3 separate regions of the Mus musculus genome follow, and all the other regions are linked to region 1. The links are chromatin loops, found by intact Hi-C in ENCODE. Cell type or tissue: heart. All regions are shown on one strand.

The links. Hi-C counts contacts between places; a loop is a spot of excess contacts. Peaks named below come from ENCODE experiments on the same cell type or tissue, not always from the same donor. Only the 100,000 strongest peaks of a DNase experiment are listed, where the experiment ranks them.
Region 2: it touches region 1 in a loop (2.6-fold over the local background); 2 of 42 quality-filtered maps call a loop at or near these places.
Region 3: a loop joins it to region 1, with 2.8 times the contacts of the local background. A loop is called at or near these places in 9 of 42 quality-filtered maps.

What each region holds. Positions count from the first base shown.
Region 1 is chr9:36,792,925-36,800,924 of GRCm38, reverse strand. It overlaps Ei24 (etoposide induced 2.4 mRNA), which reads left to right and starts at 3,591. Exons shown (of 11, transcript NM_001199494.2): 1 at 3,591-3,712; 2 at 7,576-7,685. The coding sequence starts at 7,644. In heart, no CTCF peak of the experiment used is centred here; a DNase peak (open chromatin) is centred at 3,534; H3K4me3 peaks cover 1,542 bases; H3K27ac peaks cover 902 bases.
Region 2 is chr9:36,721,822-36,729,821 of GRCm38, reverse strand. It overlaps Chek1 (checkpoint kinase 1), which reads left to right and starts at 3,164. Exons shown (of 13, transcript NM_007691.5): 1 at 3,164-3,259; 2 at 3,944-4,025; 3 at 5,802-6,025; 4 at 6,997-7,061; 5 at 7,149-7,218. The coding sequence starts at 3,961. It overlaps Stt3a (STT3, subunit of the oligosaccharyltransferase complex, homolog A (S. cerevisiae)), which reads left to right. Exons shown (of 18, transcript NM_008408.5): 18 at 1-478. In heart, a CTCF peak has its summit at 3,233; a DNase peak (open chromatin) is centred at 3,191; H3K4me3 peaks cover 2,460 bases; H3K27ac peaks cover 1,576 bases.
Region 3 is chr9:36,874,401-36,882,400 of GRCm38, reverse strand. Fez1 (fasciculation and elongation protein zeta 1 (zygin I)) reads right to left here. Exons shown (of 10, transcript NM_183171.5): 9 at 6,039-6,104; 10 at 3,477-3,835. The coding sequence ends at 3,819. Among named protein-coding and RNA genes, the nearest start is that of Fez1, 46 kb to the right of the region's middle. In heart, no CTCF peak of the experiment used is centred here; no DNase peak of the experiment used is centred here.

The DNA.
Region 1 (8,000 bases):
ACAAGAAAACAAGAGTTTCTCCCCTTAAGTGTTTCCATATGTAAATCCAGAATGATGATATGGTTATCATTATTATGTTGAATCGGAGTCTCACTATAGAGTCCTAGCTGGCCTGGAACTTACAAATAGACGAGGCTGTCTTTGAACTCACACAGCTCCACCTGCCTCTGTCTCTGTCTTCCTGTACAGGGCAAAAGTCTTGAACCACTATCATCAGGATATGTATAGATATATATTAAAAGCAGGGTTTTCTCATATAGCCCAGGCTAGCTTTGAACTTGGAATCCTCTAGTCTTTATCTTTCCAATGCTATGATTTCAGATTTGTGCCAAACACTGAAACCAGCAGGGACTTTACTTTTGGAAGCTTTGATCCCTTCTCCATTTTATCTTGCTGATTTGAACAAGAAGCTAAGATTTGGGCACACCAGGGAAAGGGGAAGTTTATTCTAGAATGGTTCTTGAACTTGGGCCAGGGAATAATGTTAGTCCACTGAAATAGAAGAGAGCTGTCCTGATTAGTTCTTTGTCAGTTTGTTAGGTAAAGAATCACCTGGGAAGAGGACCCTGATTGAGACTATGTCTCCATCAGATTGCCTGTTGATAAGTCTGTAAGGCTGGATTTTCTTGAATAATGATTGGGGTGGAGAGCCCAACCCACTGAGGGCAATCCTGCACCTGGGCAGGTGGGCCTCGGTGTTATAAGAAAGCAGACCAAACAAGCCTCGTAAAGCAAGTCAGTAAGCAATGTTCCTTCATGCTTCACTTCCTGCCTCAAGTTCCTGTCCTGACTTTAACTCATTGACAGAATGTGATATAAAACTGTAAGCCAAATACATTCCTCTTCAAGCTGCTTTTGGACATGATGTTGTATTGTAGCAATGGCCACCTCACTTATGCTATATCTGAGAGGTCTGGGCATTTGTTTTGCCATTGACTTTGACATCTGGGTTTCAGGTTCTTTCCACGTAGGAATAATAATAATAATGGCTTATAATAAGCATTTGATTCTATAGATGACCCGATCAGTAGCAGGTCTAAGCATTGGTGAAGGCAAAGGGAAATAAGAAGAAAAAGAAGTGAAGAGCCATAGAAGAGATTGGGAGTAGGGAACAAAGTCTTCTAGAAGAGGCAGAATAGTTCAGAGAGTAAGCAAATAGGCCACCCTAAATGATGCCATTTTTCTATAAGGGCAATTGTGAGCTAAGAGCACTTAAAAGTGAAACAAAACCAGCAAGAAAGGAGTTCTCTTAAAGGTGGGGCCAGAGGAAGACTAGTCAGGTCTCTACCACTGAGCTACACTGCCAGGCCAAGAGGGGCAATTATCCTCTCCTTTCCCTCTTTTTATTTTTTGGTTTTTCGACACAGGGTTTCTCTGTATAGCCCTGGCTGTCCTGGAACTCACTTTGTAGACCAGGCTGGCCTCAACTCAGAAATCCGCCTGCCTCTGCCTCGCGAGTGCTGGAATTAAAGGCATACTCCACCACGCCCGGCTTCCTTTCCCTCTTAAAAGCAGGGAGTTGCTGCTCTAAAAGTAACTTGAATAGGAATTTGAAGGGGATGGGAATTTAGCTCAGTGATAAAGCACTTGTCCAGTATACACGTCTAACTGGGCTAGATTTTTAAAAAATAGTTAATAGGTGGGGTACAAACCAAACCTTATCAAAATGCGATTTTTTCTCTTTAGCCCCACCCACCACTTCTCTACAACTGCCATTCTTTGCACAATGGCATTTAAAAACATTTGGGCTGGGAACTGGTGGCACACTCTTTTAGTCCCAGCATCAGGAGGCAGAGGCAGGTGGACCTCTAAGTTCAAGGCCAGCCTGGTCCTCACAGCTAGTTCTATTTTCAAGACAGGGTGTTAGTCCTGGGTGTCCTCGAACTTAATTTTTTTTTTCCTTTTTGGTTTTTTGAGACAGGGTTTCTCTGTGTAGCCCTGGCTGTCCTGGAACTTACTCTGTAGACCAGGGTGGCCTCGAACTCAGAAATTTGCCTGCCTCTGCCTCCCAAGTGCTGGGATTAAAGGCGTGCGCCATGCCAGGTTTCGAATTTAATGTTAATCCTCAGCCTTCCCTGTACTGGAGCTAAAGGAGTGAGTACATCCCACCACACCCAGCCGCGAGGACTCCTAACCAAGATCTTTTGAGGTGGAAAGACTCTTTTTTAATATGAGCCACACCTCCTGTTGGCAGCCTATATAAAGAACATGGATGAAGGGAACTCACGCTTTCCTGCTTGCTCTTGCTCTCACTGGCAAGTCCATTCCTCCACTGGCAGTAGAGCCTACTACTTTGGGATTCCAGCGTGTACTGAAGACCAGCTTCGACACCCAGCCTTGTGAAGTGCACAACTGCTGAACTCTTGGACCTTCCATTCACAGGTAACCATTGTTGGTTTAGTTGGACCACAGCCTGTAAGTCATTCTAATAAACCCCATATATATTCATTAAGTTCTGTTCCTCTGGACTAAACTAACTGGGTGGTGGTGCATGCCTTTAATCCCAACACTTGGGAGGCAGAGGCAGAGGCAGGCCACCCTGATTTACAGAGTGAGTTCCAGGACAGCCGGAGCTATAGAGTGAAGCCCTGTCTCCAGCCTCCCTCCATCCCCCTCCAAAAAATAAAAGAAAACCCATCTCCAATCTTCTTCATTCCCTTCTCAGGGTTTATATGTCAGTCACTACTAACTCACTAGCTAACTTGTATGCTTTTCTTATACTTGACTCTTTCTGGGTTTTGTTTCTTAAATTCAAAGGAGAAACCTGAAAAGGGTAAAAGTGGCTTTTCCTACAGTTTCATGACAAGAAATTATGGAGCCAGGCTAGAAATGAGCCAGTTGAAAACAGCAATCTCTACTTGTTTTTTATCACAGCCATTCCATCATTACAATCCGCACTAAATGCTACCTAAGTGGTTGATGCCTTATATTCTGAATCACTCAAACTTCTGATCTCTTGCCTCCAAATTCCAAGTGCTGAGATTGTACTATCATGCCCTGTGTAATATAATTCTTGGACTTGAAGCCAGGGCTTTTTGCATGTGCATGATAACTGATTACTCTATTGAGTTTTTGTTTTTTGCTTTTGTTTTTTTCTGAATCAAGATGTTGTTACACAGCTCTGCCAAGGCTGGTACTTACTAGGTAGCCAAGGCTGGACTCGAATTTGGACCATTTCTTCTCTTCAGCTTTCCAAGGGCTGGGATTTCAGGTGTGCATCACCATACCTGGTTTATTAGTCTTTATAGAAAGCCTCCAAATTATCAAGGTGTCTCCTATTTTATTGTTTTCATCATTTGTTCTTAAAGGATATCAGAAAGACCAGCACTGATGTGTAGATAGATTAAGGAGGTTAACGATCGCTCAACAGTGAGAAGGGGTTTGACTAGGAGGCAACAAAGGTCTAGAATCCTGGACCTGGATACCCAGAATGAGTCTGGACTCTGAGGTCCAGCCAACTACAATTCCCAGGCTCCCAGACCACGCCCCCCGGTATGGCCCCGCCCTACCTCGCTAGCCCCGCCCCTGCCCAGCGACCGGCAGGCTGCCCGCCCGACTTCCCAGCTGCCCCGTGCGGCCCGGGCATGCCCAGTGTGGGCGCAGCCCCGGCTCTCCGAGCGCCCGGGCGGAGCGGGCAGCCGGGCGCGGAGCAGGCGAACCGAGCCTCGGTGGGCGAGCGCCCTGGCTGGAGCCGCGGCGGTAGGGTGGCGGGGTAGGTGCAGGCCGCGGCGGGCAGTGGGCTCGAGCCGCTTGCAAATCGCAGCCTGGGCGGCAGGGCCCATCGAGGGCTGGCAGGCCGGAGCTAGTTCCTAAGGTTCTGGAAGGGGCTGCGGCAAGGACCCCGGCCCCCGAAGGGCCCGGGACGCGAAAGGCGGCAGGGGCAGGCCTGGCGGCGGCGCGCGGGACTCAGGCTTTCCCCAGGTGCGGCGGGGCTATCTTTAGCTCCGGTGACCCTCAGTGAGCGAGGTCCGCACCTTGTGCGCGGCAGTGGCTGGGGAGGAAGACGGGTTCTCACCCCAATTGCCCCGACGCTGCGGGAGAGAAGGGGCCGAGTACCCCAGGTTGCCCAGGAGGCAGCCTGTGGCCGGGTGATGCGTGAGGGTGTTTACCTTTTCCCTACCTGGAGTGGGAAACACTGGCTTCCTCCCTTCCGGGACTTGAATCTGGTGGCTTCGGAATGAAAGTGCAGGAGTATGTCTCAGTAGGTGCTTAATCGGTTCTAAAGACTGTCAAATTTATTGGCCAGCAGTGTTTCAAGGTTTAAGGAAGGTGATGCTTGGGTTAAACAAAAATCCTCGTTGCAAAGCTTAAGCCAAAAAGTCCAGTCTCGGTTAGAACACTGAAGTTCCAAAGTTGGTTGTAATTAGCTTTCACTCACTGTTGACAAACCGTTTATATGTAAAATATTGTGAACCAGATGATGCATCTTGGTTTTCTCTGTTGTTAGAGCCCTTTGTGTCAGTCAGTGTGTGGTCTCAAATCGTGGAAGGTTATTTTTCTGCTTGTCTCAGCAATTTGTTAAACAGGGCAATTCATACCAAATGTTCTCTCCCATAGAAAAGTTGTTAGGCCCACGGTATAATAATGGCCTTTCCTTTAAAGGCTCTATTTGGTCACTGGTACTTTGTTAGTTGGTACATGAAGAAGCCGGGTATTAATCTGCCAAGGAGTCAAATAACACAGTGGTTCTGGGATATGACAGATTTTGAAGCTCCCTGTCTGGGCTCTTGGAGAAAACTAGAGTAATGGATTTTCTCACCTCAAGTCGGGTGTGTTCTTTAACAGGATTACATTTATCCAGAATTTTTTCAGCTTTGTTTATTCTGTCGTACTCTATCCCGTGAAGAATTTTAATATGCTACCCTTTATTTGTAGATGAGCAAGTTGTTGCTTAAGATGGTGGTACATTTGTGATATACCTTAGTGTCTTGGACATTTACTAGTTTCCTGGTCATGGACTGCTTTTTACCACAACTCCTAGAGCACTGGCTTTCTCTGTACACATGATTGAAGCTCTTGAGGTTTTCTTTTTCTGCTTTTTTAGGAGGGGGGAGTGGGAGTAGTAACAGATGTTTCCTAACCTTAGGAACTTCTCTAGGTGAGCACATTTGGGTAGGATTTGACGTAAGGAGCAGATGCAGGCAGCCTTCTGACTGTACTCCCTGTTTGTCCAGTTCTGAATGGCATCAGTCCAGTTGGGTCAGTGTGGTGCTGAAGTGGCCAGAGGTCAAGGAAAGTATCCTTTATGTTTTGAAGTTTGAGTTGTATACAAGCTGACTATTATATTTTATTATCTCTTAAATTGAAGATTCTAAGCTTGATTTGGTGGGGCATGATAACTTTGGAATCCTAAAATCTCATATTTTTGCAAGCAGACTTTCCATTCACCTGAGAGTTCACTTTAAAGAAATTAAATAATTGAGAGTCTTTGGGGGGGGGGCAGGGTTTCTCTGGCCCTGGCTGTCCTAGAACTCACTCTATAGACCAGGCTGGCCTTGAACTCAGAAATCCTCCTGCCTCTGCCTCCCAAGTGCTGGGATTAAAGGTGTGCGCCACCACTACCCAGCTGAGAGACTAGTATTTTAAGATTATTTATATATAGGGGCTGAAGAGATGGCTCAATGTTTAAGAGCACTAACTACTTTTCAGAGGACCTAGGTTCAATTCGAAGCATCCACAAGGCAGCTCACATTTGTAATATATGACTGATGCACAGATATATGCAGGCAAAACACTTATCTTCATAAAATTAAGTTGGTTTTTTTTTTGTGTGTTGTTGTTTTTTAAAAAGCTGGGTAGACCTCTTAGTTCAAGGCCAGCCTGGTCTACAGAGTGAGTTCCAAGACAGCCAGAGCTACACAGAGAAACCCCATCTTGAAAAACAAGATTTTCTAGTATGAACCCTCTTATCATTTTGGTACTAGAGACTGTGTATGCGAGGCAGGTTCTCTACTAAACTATATTCCCAATGTTTTGTTTTGTTTTTGAGAGAGTTTTTTAAATTATCCAGTTGTTAATTAATTCAGCTTGTGTAGACCTTGAACTTGTGCCTATCTTAGCCTGCCAGGCAGCTGGGATGCTAGGATTTCATCACCAGCCCTCAGTCTCAGTTTAATTTCTCTTGGTGTTGGGAATGGAACATACCGTGCAAGCACTCTACCACTGAATTGTACTTTTTTTTTCTCTATCAGTTCTTTTCAACATTTATTGTCTGTTTGCATCTGTTTGCATGACCTTGCATTTACATGTGAATGAGCCATGGCCAGTGTGCTTGTGAAGTCAGAGGACAACCCACCTGTAGGCTCTGCAGAAGACACACCTTCACCTCCCCAGCCCCGACTCTGAGTTATTTGCAGCTCTGTCAATTTATTAATTATAAAGCTGGGTTTTCCAATCAACTGAGAAATAATATGAGAGAAACCTTTACTATTCTTTAGTTTTTGCAACAGGGTCTCATGTAGCTTCCTTTAAATTTCCAATTTAGTGGATGATGACCTTGAATTCCTGATTCTCTTGCCTCAGCTTTTCTAACTAACCCTTACCATTCTAACCCTTCTAAAGACTGTTTACAAATGTGAACTTTATGACCTTTTGCTTGTTTCTCTGGCTCCAATGCATATTGAGTGAGCATGCAGCCTGCCATTGAACTAGACCGTCAGCCTTAGTCTGTCTAGTTTAAAATTCTTTGTTTCTTACATGATCCTTAAAAGACATGTGCATGTATATTTAAGATTAGAAAGTGAACTGGTACTGTAGGCCAATGGTAGAGTATTTGCTTATTACATGTGAAGCTCTGGGTTTGGTAGTTTTAGATTATGTCTTAAATTTTCCCATGTATTTGAGGACTATGAATAAAGTGAATCAAAATAAATTATTGTTATTATATGAGACAGGGTTTTCAGTGTAGAACTTAATATGTATCTGCCTGGTGAGAAAACTGGTGATTCTCCTGCCTTTGCCTTCTGAGTGCTAGAATTGCAATCTATCATAGTGTGTAGCTTCTGTGTGTGCGTGCATGCACCTGCCTGTGTAGGTCTAGAAAAGGTTATTGAACCCCCGGGAGCTGGAGTTCAGATGGTTGTCAGTGGTCTGAGATAGGTGTTAGGAATCGAGGAATCGATCTCTGGTCCTCTGAAAGAGTAGCCAGTTCTCTTAACCACTGAGCCATCTTTTCCAGTCTCACATTCAAGTGCTGGAGACTATGTAGCCAGTATAAAAATTGCTTAAGAGAGTATTTCTATCCAGATTCTCAAAAGTGAAAGTGTTTGGGAGGAGTGGTTTGGAAATTCAAGGCTCAGGGGAGACCACTTGTCCAGGAGCACATTTTGCCCCTTATCTAAACATTCCTGTAGTTTCAGCAAGTGTGGGACTAGCCAGAACAACTTCCAGTATCTCATCTCTGAAGAAAACAGACTCTTAATTTTAGCAGTTAAAGGTCTAGCCTCTTAGTTGACGTTATTAGTGTCAGAGTCTATTACTCTTGTATTAGGGATACTAGAATGTTGTGTCATTTTGTAGAAACATCATGAAGTAATGGATCTTTAACATTAGTCTTTTTCCTCCATCTCTGTCTAGGCCCTCCATGATGAATGGTTTGGGGGCACTTCCCTCTCGCTGTATTTGATAGTCTGGGCAGTGGAGAGATGGCTGACAGTGTCAAAACCTTTCTGCAGGACCTTGGCAGGGTGAGTATATTTTGTTTCAAGGAATTTGTCCCTTAACCTTTTCTTTTTTGCTTTTTTGTTAAAGAAACAGACTAGGACATCTTTCTTTTGTAATTTTATATATTTGTTGGGTCTTTTACATAGAATGTCAATTTTTAGTTTAGTCTACATCACTCAGCAAGTAGGAATTTTTGGTATTTTTGAGACAGTCTTGCTATGTATCTCAGTCTGATTTTGAGCTCCTGGTGATGCTCCTTCCTGCCTCTGTGTGCCAAATACTAGGAATGTATACTATCATGCATCTTTTTTATTTTGTTACGCAGCCTTGGCTGGTTT
Region 2 (8,000 bases), 71 kb after region 1:
GTGAGTTGCCATGCAAGTGCTCGGAATTGAACCCTTTGTAAGAACAGCCATTGGTTTTAACTGTTGAATTAACTCCCCAGTCCATGATGAAGTTATTTGAGTGTGGGGCTTTCTGAGTCAGTTTTCTAATAGTTTCTTAGTTGCTCTTCTTTATTCTACCTTTTTGGAGATTTCCTCAGCTGTATTTGTGGTCTTGCTCTGTTTTCCCCTCCCTCCCTCCCTCCCTCTCTTTTTCCTCCCTTCCTCTTCCCTCCCTCTCCCCTTTTGTATGTTGTGCGTAGGTTTAAGCCCAGGGCCCTGTGCATGCTAGGTAAGCACTCTTAACAGTGAGCAACATCTCTTAATTTCAACCATATTTAAAAAAAATAACTTTTTTCTTTTCTGCTTTCATATTTCTAAAGTCTTAAGCACTCTTGTTTAGAGATCTCTTTTGTCCCATTGTTTTGCTGCCTTTCCAATTAAAGACTTTTCCAAATTCTTGGCTGACTGCTTTTTTCAGACTGGGTGGTCTAAAGTGTTATGGAGAATGTGTGCATATGCTTTTTAATGTACTATGATCAGGCTGGGCTGGCACACTGAGAAGTTGTTGATATTGGTGTTAGATTTCCTTTTTCTTCCATAATATGTGTTAACTTTCCTTCTTTCTTTTGTACATAAGATTCAGGATTTCTGTCCTTTTATTCAAGGATATTGGCCAGGCTGTTGCCTTTCTAGGTTAAAGTAGAAAAGGAAAGCATATTGGTTCAACTCTCAGTACATACACTTAAATTTAAATGCTATTTTCAGGATAGCCACACCTTTTACTATGTCTACTTTATAGTTTAGCAATCATTTACTATCTCAAACCTTACTAGTAGCTTTGGGGAAGAGCTCTTCCTTGGTTATAGAGCTCTTCCTTGGTTATACAACAGGAAGTGTTTAGAGATCTCTGCTTCATAGGTAGTCGTGTGACTGCCCCATTTTGACCTTCATATTCAGAGTTGCCTGGTGTCCTCATTTCAATTCTGGGCTTCCCACGATGCATGTCAAGTCACTTTCCTGTACTGTCATTGGTGTCTTTGGGATTAATCATTATTTTGTGTTTGTTACCTTTTATTTTCAGTAGGCTTTCAGTTTTCCCAAAATTTCTCATACTCAGAAAGGAATAGAGGGTATTGTTTATGTGGCCCCTCCCTCCTTTAAAGTCAGTCTCATGTAGCCTAGGTTAGATTCAAATTTAGGGTGGCTTTGAATTCCTGATCTTTCTCCATCTCCCTCCGAAGTGCTGTGATTACAGGCAAGTGTTATGCCTCGTTTCACTACTATTCCTTCCTAACTAATTTTAGGGAGTTTTATCATGAGTCCTCCTACTCCCCACCTCTCTTCACTTTCAGTTACTCCTCTGTGTCTGAACAGTTTTCTTTTAATCGATTCAGACACATTAGGTGTTTTGAGACAGTATTTAATTTATTCCAGGTTATCTTTGAGCTTTCTATATAACCAATGTGAACCTGAACTGGTCTTCCTACATTCACCTCCCTGTTGTTGGTATAGGTGTACACACAAACACATAAACACACACACACACACACACACACACACACACACATATACACACTCTTCTCCAAGTCAGAACTCTGATACTGTGTCTTTTCCAGGAAATAAGACATTGATTCCATTTAAGACTAGAGGAACCTAGATTCCATTTAAGAGCACTTGGGAGGCAGAGGCAGGTGAATTTCTGAGTTCGAGGCCAGCCGGTCTACAGAGTGAGTTCCAGGACAGCCAGGGCTACACAGAGAAACCCTGTCTCAAAAAACCAAAAAAAAAAAAAAAAAAAAAAGACTAAATCAACCTCTTGTAGATTTCAGAATATACACAGGAAATCACAAAGAAATGGAAATAATCTAATAGCTTGTTTTTAATTACACGAACCCTAAACTGATAACATGGTTTAAGTTTAAACATTTCCAGGTTAGATTTCATGGAGTTGGAGATGTAGCTCAGAGGCAATGCACTTGACTAGCCAGCACATGGTTTCATTGTTTCCTTATTTTTTGTATCCAAGTCCCTTTTCTTAGAATTGACATTTCTCTATTATGAGACTTTTGTATGCTTGGCAGGCATTCTACCATTATGCCATAAGTCTAGCCTAGTTAAGGAATATTGATTGTGCTCCCCAACCCACCTCCTTTTTTTTTTTTAGATAAGATCACACACACTCACACACCCTTGGCTCAGGCTGACCAACCTGAATCACTTTCCCTGGCTCAACCTCCCTAGACTGAGGTTATAGATGAGTCACCATTAAGTCTACTTTGCTGTTTGTTTTTTCTTGAAAGCGAGCATCTTGGTTGGGTATCTCCTGCTTTATCTCTATAGTGTGGTGGGCCACCGTGCTTGTTTAAGAAAGCTAGTACAGGCAAATAGTCGTGTGTCCCCCCCCCCCCAAAAAAAAAAAAAAGATTTAACTGGTTCTGGAGCCTCCTGTTCAGGCAATATTGGTGACTCTCACTGCACTTTCCCCTCACACATCCGCGGCGATGTGGTTTTTTTTCCCCTTCGTTTTTTTTTTTTTTTTTTTGGTAAGACTAACCCTGTATAACTCGGATTGCCTTGAACTCAAGATCTTCTTGCTTACGCTTCCCAAGTTCTAGGTCTACAAGCATGCACCACCACACTTGCTTTCCTTCGTTTTTTTTTTTTTTTTTTTTCAGAATTCCAGCAGCAGTTGCTAGCTTCTCAATTCGAATACTAAGGGGGGCACAATTGAGTTTACAGAGCACTCTGTGTCGCTTAGTTTGAGCCTTCCTCCCTGGGGCTCCGAGGTCAAGAGCAGGTCGGTTTACGTACTTAACGGTGCAGCCTTTGCAGGCTCTGAGTGGCAGGGAACCTGGGTTCTTGGCCCAACTGGTGGCGCAGTCTGGATGGAGGCTTCGGTGCCTCTGTGGAGCAACGTAAGGCGTGGCACACGCCCCGTGCCATTTCCATTTCATTCGGACTCAGAGATCAGTTCTCACCAAAGCAGTCGTCAATACCAAATCTGGTCAGCTTGTGTCTTAACTACGGCCACATCAGAATTTCAGCCAGTATTAGAAGGAAGGGTCCTTGCGCGGTCGGTCTACTGAAGTCGCTCCTCTGCAGAGCCTGGGATAGGACAACGCGCGCCGGCCCGCTTTACGGCAGAGGTGTGCGCTTTTGCGACAGCATGACGCAAGCAGGTTTTGGCGGGAAAAGCTGTGCATTTGGATTCCTGTGGCAGCTGGCAAAGGACTGCTTGGTGAGAAGGGCGTCCTGAACAGTGGGAAAGAACTCCAGCAAAGGACCCAGAGGGCTTGTTTAGTGTGGACGGGCGCGGGGAGGGAGTGGTCCAGACTAGCAGAGAGGTGGGAGGGCCGCCCGGAGCCCGGGCTGGAGCGGGTGGCCCGTGGCTCTCCAGCATAAAGGGACCAGAGCGATTGTAAGGCTCCGGGGTTCGCATGCTTTCCCGGCTCTAGGGGTCCCTGCCTCCCGCTTCTCTCCGCGGCTTGGCCCCGCCCTGTTCCCTCCCGGTGCTGGGGACACGTGCCGTTGGGGTGGGAATTGGAAGTGAGCGGGTGGGAGGAGGGGCTGCTCTGGCAGTAATTACCGTAGTTACACCCAGCTGCTCCCCACCCCCGCACCCTGACCTGCCCGCAACTCCCTTTCCGGATCATTCACCCGAAAGCTCTTGTCTTGCAACCCTGGAGCCAAGCAAGTGCTCAGTTTTGCATAAAGGCGGACGGAGGACAAACGTGGAAACAGGATTTGTGATAAACAGGACAAAATGTTCAAGTTCAGTATTATGACGTGGGTAAATATGGTTCAGATGTAAGATGAAAAGAAAGTCGTGCGGAATCATAGCAGGAGACATGGCTCAGTGGCATTACAGGTGATGAGAGTTTACACTCATCCCCAGTATTTTCTGGGATCCTGCATTTTACAGTCGCTGTGCTTGGAGTCATGGCAGTGCCTTTTGTGGAAGACTGGGATTTGGTGCAAACTTTGGGAGAAGGTGCCTATGGAGAGTAAGTTTGAGTCCTCATTTTAATTTTTTATTGCAGTGTGTGTCTGTCTGTCTGTCTGTCTGTCTGTCGTGCTATGGTGCGTGCACCTGTGGAGGTCAGAAGACAACTTGCAGGAGCTGGTTCTGTTGAAGGTTTGGAGGGATCATTAGGCCTGACAGCAAGAGGCTTAACCTGCCTGGCCATTACCATGGTCTTCCTAATTTAAATATTACCTGTTTGTTTGCTTTAGTTTTCCACCTGTTGTCTGAGTACACACTTTAAAAAAAGTCCTTTATTTCAAGTGGCAAAGAGCATGGATATTCGCATTTGTACATCAAGGCTCTGAGTGAGTGAAGCACATCCACACCTGTTCCTCCTCTTTTGTGATGGTAGACATTGAACCTAGTGCATCACTCATGCTGGGCTTATGCTCTGCCATGAGCTACATTTCTAGGCCTGTAAAACACCAAATTTCTTCTTACATTTGTTTTTGTTCAGATCAAAATCTTGTTAAATTGCCTAGGTTGGCCTTGAACTTGTACACTGTAGCCTCCCAGGTAGGTATGACAAGCCTGTGCTTGACGGTCCAATTTCTTTTCTTTCTTTTTTTTTTTTAATTTTACTTTTATAAAATTTTCTTTTATAAAAGAATTGTTTTCCTAACAAATCATGTGTCTTAGAATTTTAAATGAGATAATGAAAAGACCCTGGCGGCATCCTGCCTAATTTCAGATCTCCACACTCAGCTGATCCTGGTTGTATTTGTGTTCTTTTTTTTTTTTTTTTGGTTTTTTGAGACAGGGTTTCTCTGTATAGCCCTGGCTGTCCTGGAGCTCACTTTGTAGACCAGGCTGGCCTCGAACTCAGAAATCCGCCTGCCTCTGTCTCCCGAGTGCTGGGATTAAAGGCATGTGCCACCACGCCTGGCTGTATTTGTGTTCTTGAGCAAGCTTTATGTGCCTTTGTTTCTTCATCTGATGATAGAATTAATGGTTCTTACCTTAAAGATGTGTTCAGTAGTTGGCTCAGGCATATATGCATGAGATTAATAAGTGTAAAGTAATGCTGTTGTATTACTAGATCATGTGTATATGTGATGTATTGTAGACTTGCTATTGTCTTTCAAAGCATGGTCAGTTATTAGATAACTTGCAAGCACAAGGTTTCCAAGTTTCCAAGACTTTCTTGGAGCATTAATGGCAATGCTTCACATTTGTCTCAATGCGTCTGAGAACATAGCAGAGGCCATTTCATTTTCCTTGATGAAGAAAGGAAGAATAGTTTGGGGTGTGTTACATCTAACTTTTTGAAGCTTTTTTTCTTAAGATTTATGCATTTTTAAAATATGGATGAGTGTTTGCCCACAGAGGGCCAGAAGTGTGGGATTCCCCCAGAACTGGAAATTACAAATGATTGTGAGCTACCATGTGGGTGCTGGAAACGGCTGAGGTCTGAAGCAAGTGCTCTTACATGCTGAGCCTTCTCTCCAGGCCCCCCCTCAGGTATCCCCACCCCTCAGTTTTGTTTGTAGAGAGAATAAATATCTCATTGGCACCAAACTCCAAGAGCTCTGCTTGCCTCTGCTTCTCAGAGACACCTCCACCCGCTGCTAGGGTTTTGCTTTTTTTGTTTTTTTTCTTTGAAAGTTTCTTTGTAGTCTAGGCTGTGTTTGAACTTGGACCCTTTTGTCTCTAGAATGCTGGAATTACAGGTGTGTATCAGTAATCTTTTGAAGAGTTAGGAGAAAGGGAATTCTGAGGTGAAAATGTTGTAACTTTTTCTCTCTTTCTTTTTAAGAGTTCAACTTGCTGTGAATAGAATAACTGAAGAAGCTGTTGCAGTGAAAATTGTAGACATGAAGCGGGCCATAGACTGTCCAGAAAATATTAAGAAAGAGATCTGCATCAATAAAATGTTAAGCCACGAGAATGTAGTGAAATTCTATGGCCACAGGAGGGAAGGCCATATCCAGTATCTGTTTCTGGAGTACTGTAGTGGAGGAGAACTTTTTGATAGAATTGGTATGGAAAAGATTTAAGATAAATATTTTACTGAACACCTTCATACGTTGTGTGTGCTGCTGGACATTAAACCCACCATCTTTCCACAGGCCCTTCAACTGGTCTACTACTCAACCATGTTCTCAGCTGTTTCTTTGGTTTTTAGAGAAAAGGTTCCTCTCTGTAACCCTGGCTGTCCTGGTACTCACTCTGTAGACCAGGCTGACCTTGAACTCAGAAATCCACCTGCCTTTGCTTCCTGAGTGCTGGGATTAAAGTGTGCACCACCACCACCCAACTCTCTTAGCTGCATTTTTAAATGTTAGCTAGATCAATTTTATTTCAGAATTGGTTATGTAACAGGAAAATTGGAGGAAGAGTCAGGCATTCTTGACTTTGTGATGTAAAAGTTTTATGATTTAAGTCTGTGATGTAGTGAAATTGTACATGACTTCCCTGTTGGCAGTCATTGGGAACTATTTAAAATTATTTATTTATTTTATGGCTGTTTTGTATTCTGTGTACCATGTGCACACCTGGTGCCTGTGGAGGCATGTCTGATGCTATAAGAGGCTTGAAGAGGGTACTGGATCCCCTGGAGCTGACAAATTGTTGTGACTCATGTGCGTGCTGAGAGCCAAATCTTGGTCTTATAGAAGTGCAGCCAGTGCTCTTAACTTTTGAGCCATCTTTCCAGCCCTGAACTTTGTGTTAGAAGAAGTAGGGAGACATTTGAAGGAAATGAAGTCCACTGGGGTTAGTATAAGATTAAAATACTTTTAAATTACTTTCCTATGATGTTAGCTTATTTTTATTATTTAGCATCTAGGGAGATGTGAGTTATTTAGTGATGTATTTGTTAATGGACTTAAGTCTTTTGATAGTATGCATTTCCGTTTGCTTAAGTATAAACATAGTGAGATATGAATTAAGAGCCTGTATGGTTGATGCCTGATTATAATCTTTCAATAGACTATAATTGTTTCTTCCAGAGCCAGACATAGGGATGCCTGAACAAGATGCTCAGAGGTTCTTCCACCAACTCATGGCAGGGGTGGTAGGTACTACAGCCTCTTTCCCCTTGCTTAAAATTAGCATCAATAATGTGAGTTGCTAAATTCTACTGTTTTGACCTCCCACTTAGGTTTATCTTCATGGAATTGGAATAACTCACAGGGATATTAAACCAGAAAACCTCCTCTTGGATGAAAGGGGTAAGATTAATATTTTGTTAATTCTATCTGTCTGTCTATCTATTGCATGAGTACTGTGTCTGTATGTACACCTGCCTCTCAGAAGAGCACATCAGATCTCAGTTTAGAGGGTTGTGAATCACTATGTGATTGCTGGGAACTGAACTTAAAGATCTCTGGAAAAGCTCTTAACTGCTGAGCCATTTCTTCAGCCCTTGTTAATGTTATATTTTAGGTTAATCATATAGACCTGTGTCTTAGTTAGGGTTTTACTGCTGGGAACAGACATCATGACCAAGGCAACTCTTATAAGGGCAACATTTAACTGGGGGTGGCTTACAGGTTCAGAGGTTCAGTCCATTATCATCAAGGAAGGAACATGGCAGCATCCTGGTAGCCATGATTCAGGAGGAGCTGAGAGTTCTACATCTTCATCTGAAGGCTGGTAGCAGAATATTCTTTTCCAGATAGCTAGGACTAGGGTATTAAAGCCCATACCCACAATGACATACCTACTCCAACAAGGCCACACCTCCTAATAGTGCTACTCCCTGGCCCAAGCATATACCGACCATCACATTTCACTTCCTGGCCCCCATAGGCTTGTCCAAACACATGAGTCTATGGAGGCCATACCTAAACATTGCATACATACATTTCCCCATAGTCTGTAGCAGTCTTAACAATGTTTAAGTCCAAAGTCTCTTCTCGGATCCATCCAGTTACTTAACTGTAATCCCCAAAGCAAGATAGAGAACCAACTGGGCAAATGCCGAACTCTGCATCTCCATGAACTCTGCATC
Region 3 (8,000 bases), 81 kb before region 1:
CACCTGACTCCTCACTTCTTGCAACATATGATTCATTTTCCTGTTCTGGGACATGTGGGGGCAGGGACAGTAGGAGAGGAGGAGGGAGGACAGAGAGAAGATGGAGTGTGTGTGTGTGTGTGTGTGTGTGTGTGTGTGAGAGAGAGAGAGAGAGAGAGAGAGAGAGAGAGAGCGCTTGTGTCCCTGGGGTTTTTTCAGACAAAGCTATTATCGAAATGCCAACTTGCTCCTGCCTGTCCAATTTGCATATTCCACGCTGAGCTCTTGGAAGCAGGATGAATATGCATGAGGACTTGGGTAGAATGTGAGGTTGCCAGGCTGTGGGCTAAGGTGGCTCATTGTTCTTCAGAAACAAGGCATAAAAAAAAAAAAAAAAAAAAAAACCAAAGCACCTCCCTGGTCAACAGAATGTCCTGTGCTTCCCCTCCCAAAGCATAGAAGAGTGCAGACCCCTGGCTCAGACAGAAATCCAACAAATGATGATCCTCTCGGCCTCACAAAGAAATACATAGTCAGGCACCATCAAGAATGGGAGTGTCTCTTCTCTAAAAGTAGCATATAATTACTCCCCTCTCATGAATGCTAATCTTGGAGGCTGTCTCAGGGATGAGAGTCACCTCTCCTGGCTTCCGGGAAATGAGGCTCCTCTCCCTATTTCTTGCTTTCCGAACAGGAAAAACTGTCATTCTGGGACACCCTAGCTTTCAACCTCCTACATAGATCCTATAATGTTCTCGGTGACAAGGCTGTAGTGGGAGAGCCTAGGTCACGATTGGTGCTCAGCAGTGCAGATGAGATGGTTTCAGTCAAATACTTGAAGCCTTAAGTTATAATGCTTCTTAAGGCACCTGGGTATGTGCTGAGGGTATAGATCAATTGGAAGAGCATGTCTCTCTTGGGCAGTCCTTGGTTTGATGCTAAGCATACACACACCTTACAGTAGACAATCATGCCTACTCATTGACAGTCTACAGTTCCTCATGACCACTGACTGAAGATAGTTCTACTCCACATGTTGTAGTGAGAGTGGAAAGCTCTTATAATTTCAAAGAAAATTCCAGCTCATCCTACAAAACTTAGGGCCAACAAAACGCTTGCTATGTTGTTTTCATCCTGAAAGGTCACGGCTGTCTCCCATCCTAAGACAGATAGAGAAGGTTGGAGGGATGCCCACCCCACCCCACCCCATCCTATGCTTCCACGCCACATAATTAAAGGCTGGCCTCCAGTACCATAATGACTTTTCTTCCTGGGATATGATCAGACTAGATTTAGAAAAATCTTTTAATAGAAACACACTTGAGTTCAGGAAACTCCCAGCTACCCGACCACTAACCTATCTGTGACGGCTCCTGATAGATGGGACTCTCCGCTACTGATGGACTGTTGAAAACTTAAACTTGGTGTGGGTTTTGTGATGGAGTGTGATGGGCCCTGAAATGCAGCTCATCATTTGGGCTTCCCCCCTCCAGCCCATTTTCTTATGGTATTCCAGAATGTTGGGGGGAGGCTGAGGAGAGCACTGGCTTCACCTCTTAACACCAGCTGAGCCTTCCTTGGGTTTAGGCTCCATTCAGAGCTCTAGGTACCCTAAGAGTTAAAGCAAAGCTTTTCCCAAATTTGATGTGAACACCAGCTATAGGGAGGGCCAGGGATTTTGTCTGTCTTGTAGGTGAGGTCAGTACTGCTGGACATCAAACCTTGACTCATGGGGACAGAGGGAAGGAAGAGCAGGTAGTACAAAATCTTGAGGGATGGCTTTCACAGTCCCTCTCAGAAAAGGTAAGAAAACCGAGGCACCCTTCTCTCCCTTTCCCTGATAACCTCCTCCTGCAATAAGAGGGTCCCAGACACTTGAGGTTTATTTTTAACCACCATTGGCTTTGATTAGCTTGTCTCCGAGTTGCTTCAGACACCTGCTGGCAGGATAAATTGGGGGAAAGAAGTGGCTGACCCAGATCTGATAAACCCAAGGCAGGAAGAAAAGCTCAGGGTGGAGGTGGGGGGGGTGGGGGGGGTGGGGGGTGTTCCACTAGTTCCCATTTGCTGAAACCGAGGAAAAACCTGAAGACAGGCAAAATGTTAAACCTCCCAATGATTTCATATCACTAGCAGGCTTTGGCATCTGTAGTTTTAGAGCTGAGGAGTTTCAGAATTGAAGTTATCTTTTGTTTTGTCAAAGGCCTAGTGTGTCAGTATATGGATTCTAGTGGTGTGTATGCGTGCTTTGTAGTTTTTTCCACCTTATGTGACATCCAGGGGCGGGGCATGGTCTATGTATAGCTTGGTGCTATAAACACACATGATGGGGTTGCAGGTACTCTGGTAGCTTTCCTGGTAGAGTAAGGCTTTCCTCCTTTGCCCTTCTCCCCAAAGATTGCTCCTTTTCGGCTAAAACAAAACAAAACAAAAACAAAAACAAAAACAAAACAAAACAAAACAAAACAAAACAAAAAACCAGAAGACAGAGAAAACAGTGGCAGAGAACTCACCCTGTCTGTTTGCACTGTCACTGTCAGTAGGCTTCATATGGAGAGGCCCAGGTGGTTAAGCAAGCACTATGTCCCCAAAGCATCAGTGAACATCTACTCAGATGAGACCAAAGTGTCAGTCCATCTCTACTATGTCCTAAGTTGCCTCAGGTAAGTTGCTGAGCATCTCTGCTTCATGGCTCTGTCCCCTGAAAACCCCAGAAGGTATGAATCCATACCTGCTTGTGATTCTACGTTGCTGTGATGTAACGCAATATGTAGAAAATGATAGGGCTGGCAGCCGGCTAAAAGTGGCCACCCCATATGTTTTGAAAGCCAGTTGCATGGGAACTGCAGGGTTAGTATCACTCAAGGTAGGAGATGAAAGGGGATGGGATTCAGGCTACGCTTAGACAAAGTCAGCATCCAGGATACAAGGGAAGCAATTCACCTGCTGGTTTTCGAGGCTGACAGATGCCTACTATCAAAGCCAGAGACTATATGGAGGAGTCAGTGCCACTGGTCCTCAGGGGTTCAGGAAGGAGGAGCAATGATACAAGATGCTGTTCTCACAGGCCATTGAGGGCAGACAAGGAGTGATGATAAACCTCAGTTCAGGAAAGAGATGTAGTCTTCCAGGTAGTTGAGGTCAGCAAAACTACTTCCCTCCAGCCCCTGTGCTCCAAGACCACCAAAATCCAACCTGATACCCCAATAAGAGGCACTGCAGCTTATTGGCACATCCCTGAGATTCTCTATCTCTTCCTATCCTCAGACTATCTAGTTTGTACCACACATTTCCAAGCAGTGGAGACTTACGAGACCACAGATAGCCTCCTTTTGTAGAATAGGCAACCTTACTACATCACATGACCTCACCAGTGCCCACCACAGGGCATCAGTGCCATGGCTACAGACCAGCATTTGAGGACAGTTGGACATCATTTCCCTAAAGGGTTTGGAACACAGAGCCAATGGACACCACTCTCCAAAAACCATGAAGAATATTAATTAAATGAAGGTTTATTTCAAAATTAGTCTTAAGAGTATAAGCTGGGTTGAGGGCTGGAGCCAGACTACATAATGAGTGGTGAGGGCACCTGCCTTCCCCAACACAGGTGGAGAGGGAGCAGAATCTCTGGCCCTGCGCCCGATCATGCATCCAATGATTACTAGCACTAGAAGCCAACAGCAAAGGATCCCGCGCGCAGTTGCTCTTGTTTAATCCAGGTTAAGCTATACACGTTTAAATACACGCCGGAGGTTACGTGGTGTCATGCAATCCCAGCGATGGAATGACTTTCTTGCTCAGTGACCTCCTGTAGTGAGGCTGCTCCAAAGATGAGGTTAGGTTGGACAAAGCACTGAAACGAGAAGAGGCGAGAGGTCATGCAGGGATCACACTGAGCAGAGAGCTACCCTGAGGACCAGGCAATGACTGCAGCCCTGAGTCATCCCTCTGAGGACAGAAGAGAATGACAGGTGTCCGTTACAATATCAAGCACTGTAGTCTCCACCGCCCATGGATCTAACTCTGTGGCTTTAAGAAAATGCCTTTCCTTTCCATTCTTGTTCTTCACCCACATACTAGGATATACCTAAGCTGCTCGTAGGTTGCTGAGAGACTTGTAAAATATGCTTCGTAAATATTAACTACTTTTATAAATTCACTGACATTTCAGCAGGTCACATGTCTGCTCACCAATGTCACATAACTCATCTCTACAAACTTCTTTGAAAAACTTCTTTTCTTGCAAAGTCTTTCAGAGTCACAAGTTCTTTCTAATTTTTAACCTAAATTCTTCCTATTGAAATTTAACATTAATCCCCCTGATCCCCATAGAAAGAGTACAGTTTGGGATTTCATAACCAGGTTCCATAAACCTCCTGCAACTCTTCTAAGTTTTGTATGAATGTGGAGCAAGAATTCATAAGATGTTGGGTCTAGACAGTGTGCTGTCATCAATGGCCAGTTACAGACTAAAAGAAGACACATGCAGACAGTGTAGTGTTCTTCACAGGGTCCTACAAATACTCATTATGTCTGTTTGGCAAAAGACCCAAGCTTGGATCTGATCAAGCCTCTTGTTCCATTAGTTACAATAAATAAAGGAGACAGAGAGTAGACTAAATTATACCTTGGGCTGAAATTAGGAAGACTCTAGGACAAAGATATTCTATAGCTTAACAAACGAATTTAAAAGAAGGAAGACAGGGGAAAGGGAAGGCTATAGTTGTTGTTGTTGTTGTTGCTGCTGCTGCTGTTGCTGTTGTTGTTGTTAATGTACATTATAGGCTGGGCATCGTGCTGATCCCAGCACTTGGAAGGTGAAGGCAGGAAGACCAGAATGTCAAGGTCTTCCTCAGCTACAGAGAGAGTTTGAGGCCATCTTGGTCTGCATGGGATCCTGGAGGAGAGGTGGAGAGGTAAAGAGAGGAAGAGTAGAGAGTGGGGGTGGGAGTGACTGAGACATAAAGACAGACAGACAGACAGACAGACAGACAGACTTAGGAGATAGATAATCAAATTTTATGGACCTTCATCAGGTCCTAATGTAAACAAATAAACTCAAATCATTGTATGGGAGAAAGTAAGGTGAGCCGTACAGTGATTAGGTCACCAATGCCACTCAGTATGCTTAATTTTGTAGTTGTAGCCTTTTCTCTCCCCCCTTTGTTGTTCTGGAAATGGACCCCAGGGTCTCAGCCCCAGCTCTTTAGTTGTGACAATGGCATTGGGGCTATGTGCCCAGTTCTTAGGAATATACACTGAAATATTTATGGATGAAATATACTAACAGAAATTTGCTTCAAAACAATATTCCTGGTTAAGACTTTATAAGACTGGTGTGGGCTGGAGACATGGCTCAAGAGTTAAGAACACAGGCTACTCTTCTGAAGACCTAGGTCTGTAATTCCTGTCTCAAGGGAACTGACTCCCCCTTCTGGCCTCTTTGGGCACACACAAGGTGAACAAACATTCAGGGACTATATACATAAAAACTGTTTAAAAAGGATTGGCTGTGAGTTAATGAAGCTGGGAGATAAGAACCATCTTTCTGTTGCCTGCACTGAAAAATTCCATGGTCAATGTTCAAAAAGAAGCACAGAACAGTAATTGTCACTCAATGGAAGACTGCTTGCCTGGCATGAATGAGCCCTGGGTGTCTACTAGTACTCTCTTTCATAAAAAGTTATGAAGAGACGAACTTAATCATGACATCATTTTCCTTTCAAGTACCGAAAGTCTTAACTTATTTTCAGGCTTTGTTTTTCCCAACCAAAAATGACATGATGCAAGAGCTATCATATTTCTCCACAGTAAGTCCTTTGTTGGCATCTTGTTCCTCATGAGGACTCACAGTGGTGACCTGAAGTAACAGAATCTCTTCAGACCTGCTAGTAACACCCATGACCTCAAAGCCCTCATGACGATCATGTGGTGTATGTGACTACTGCCTGGTCGGCCTGGTGTGGGAGCTCCAAGAGAGTTTCAGCATGAGCTCCACAGCCTGAGCAGGAACTCAGAGGACCCTTCTGTTCTGGGAGGAGGGCAGCTGCTCTCACCTTTTAAAATGTAGTCCGTTAGCAAAGTAGGCACCTTCTCGTTATCCTCCTTCATGGCGAAGAGAACTAGAGAAGGAGAGAGAGGGAGATATGGGCCAAGACACTATAAGGGTATGAAGTTTAATTTTAAGGCTAGACAGTTTCCACCCTACGCAAGAGAGAAATGATTTGAGGAAACCTGGCATTCATACATCACTCTACAAGTTTCTATCAAAATTCAGAATCTTACGTTGAGAAAGAATACACCCAGGGAGCCACAGGGTTGTCTCTGCAATGTGGATCTACCACTGACTTCTTTAAATGTTCCCCTGTTCGATCATCTACACTTTCTATACATCTACCAAGCACGTATTTTTAACAAAAATAAATACTTGCCAAAACAATATCTAAATGTTAATAGTAATTGCTGAATCACTAATAAAACTGTGCTATTTGTTTTGTTTTGTTTTTTTGAGACGGGATCTCACTTTGTAGCCCTGGCTGGCCTGGAACTCACCAGGTAGACCAGGATGGTCTCAAACTCAGAGACCCACCTGCCTCAGCCTCTGGAGTGCTAGCACGAAGGGCATACCTCACCATGCCCAGCTATGAAACTGTCCTTAAGGATATTCTACTCACATAAAAGATGTTATTGCAATAATTCTCACCTCCAGTTTATTGGCCACAGATGAAGTTTATCTAATGAACCTTTATTCTATGTTATGTCCTGTGGGGAGGAAATGAAGTCCTGGGTGAATGAGTATTGTTGAAAGAGTATAGTCAGCCAGTTCAATGGCCCTGAAGCCTCAGACCCAGGGAAATGGCAAAGCCTTCTCCAGATGAGGCTCAGGAGAAGGGAGGACAGCAAAGCCTTTCTCAAGACTGAGTATGATTGTTATAAATGGTTGACCCTTAGCTAAAACCAATGTATACAGGGACTGTTAGCCATATCTTCCTCCCTCCACTGACTGCAACCTGAAACTACTCTCCTACAGAGATCAGCTAACCTCATCCATCCATGTTCAGCTATCTACAATAAACTGACCCCCTCAACTAAGATGTATAAAATTAATGTATGGAGTTTCCAGGCTTCTGCTGTTATATCTCCATTTTAGCACATGGCCTACCCAATCCCAGCTTTTCTGTCTGTGTGTCTGTCCTTTCTGCTTTCCTCATTACCCGAGTCAGGTCAACCCCCCAAACCATGCAGGTCACAGCAATGCCCATTACAGGGTTAGACTATGCCGACCTAAAGGACTGTGGACTCTCAGGGAGTCTACACAGCTCTTGCTGAAATATTTCCTTGATGTATACAAAAAATAGACAGTAGGAAAACTTTTAAAGTCTAAGGAGTTTTAAGAATTATTTTTATAACAGTTTAAAATTTGTATGTTCGAGGGTGAGACTGTAACTCAATGATAGGACACTGGTTTAGTAAGGTCCATGCTCTGTTCCCAAACAAATAAATGCTTTTGTGTTAACAAAATAACATGTTCTAATGTTACAACTTACATTACTGAAGTCAACTTTGGGGAAAATTCCATAAGAAAGTATCTGAGCCTCATTTTTAGCATCAACAAAAGTATCTGACAACACACTCTTTCACCATCAAGCTTCTGTAAATGGATTACAGCGTACCAGTCAGTGTAGTCTTACACCACCTTATTAAAGTGGGAGACTTACATGTCTAAAGCAGTCTTATCAATAGAGAAGGCTGAAGAACATATATTAGCTTCATAACAAATATATCCTAACACAGAAAAATCTAGAACAGTACATGAAACCATTAAGCAGTTCCAAGTGTGAGATCACGGAGTATGTTTCTTCTGGGACATGTTTCTATATGGTCTAATTCTCCTTAATGTACATATTTCATGTTTATAAGCAGAGTGAACAGTGAAGATCAGCAGACCCTGAGTCAGGGACAACTGTGACAAGGGTGGGACCCCAGGTCCATTGCCATGTTGTCCTGGTTTTAAGACT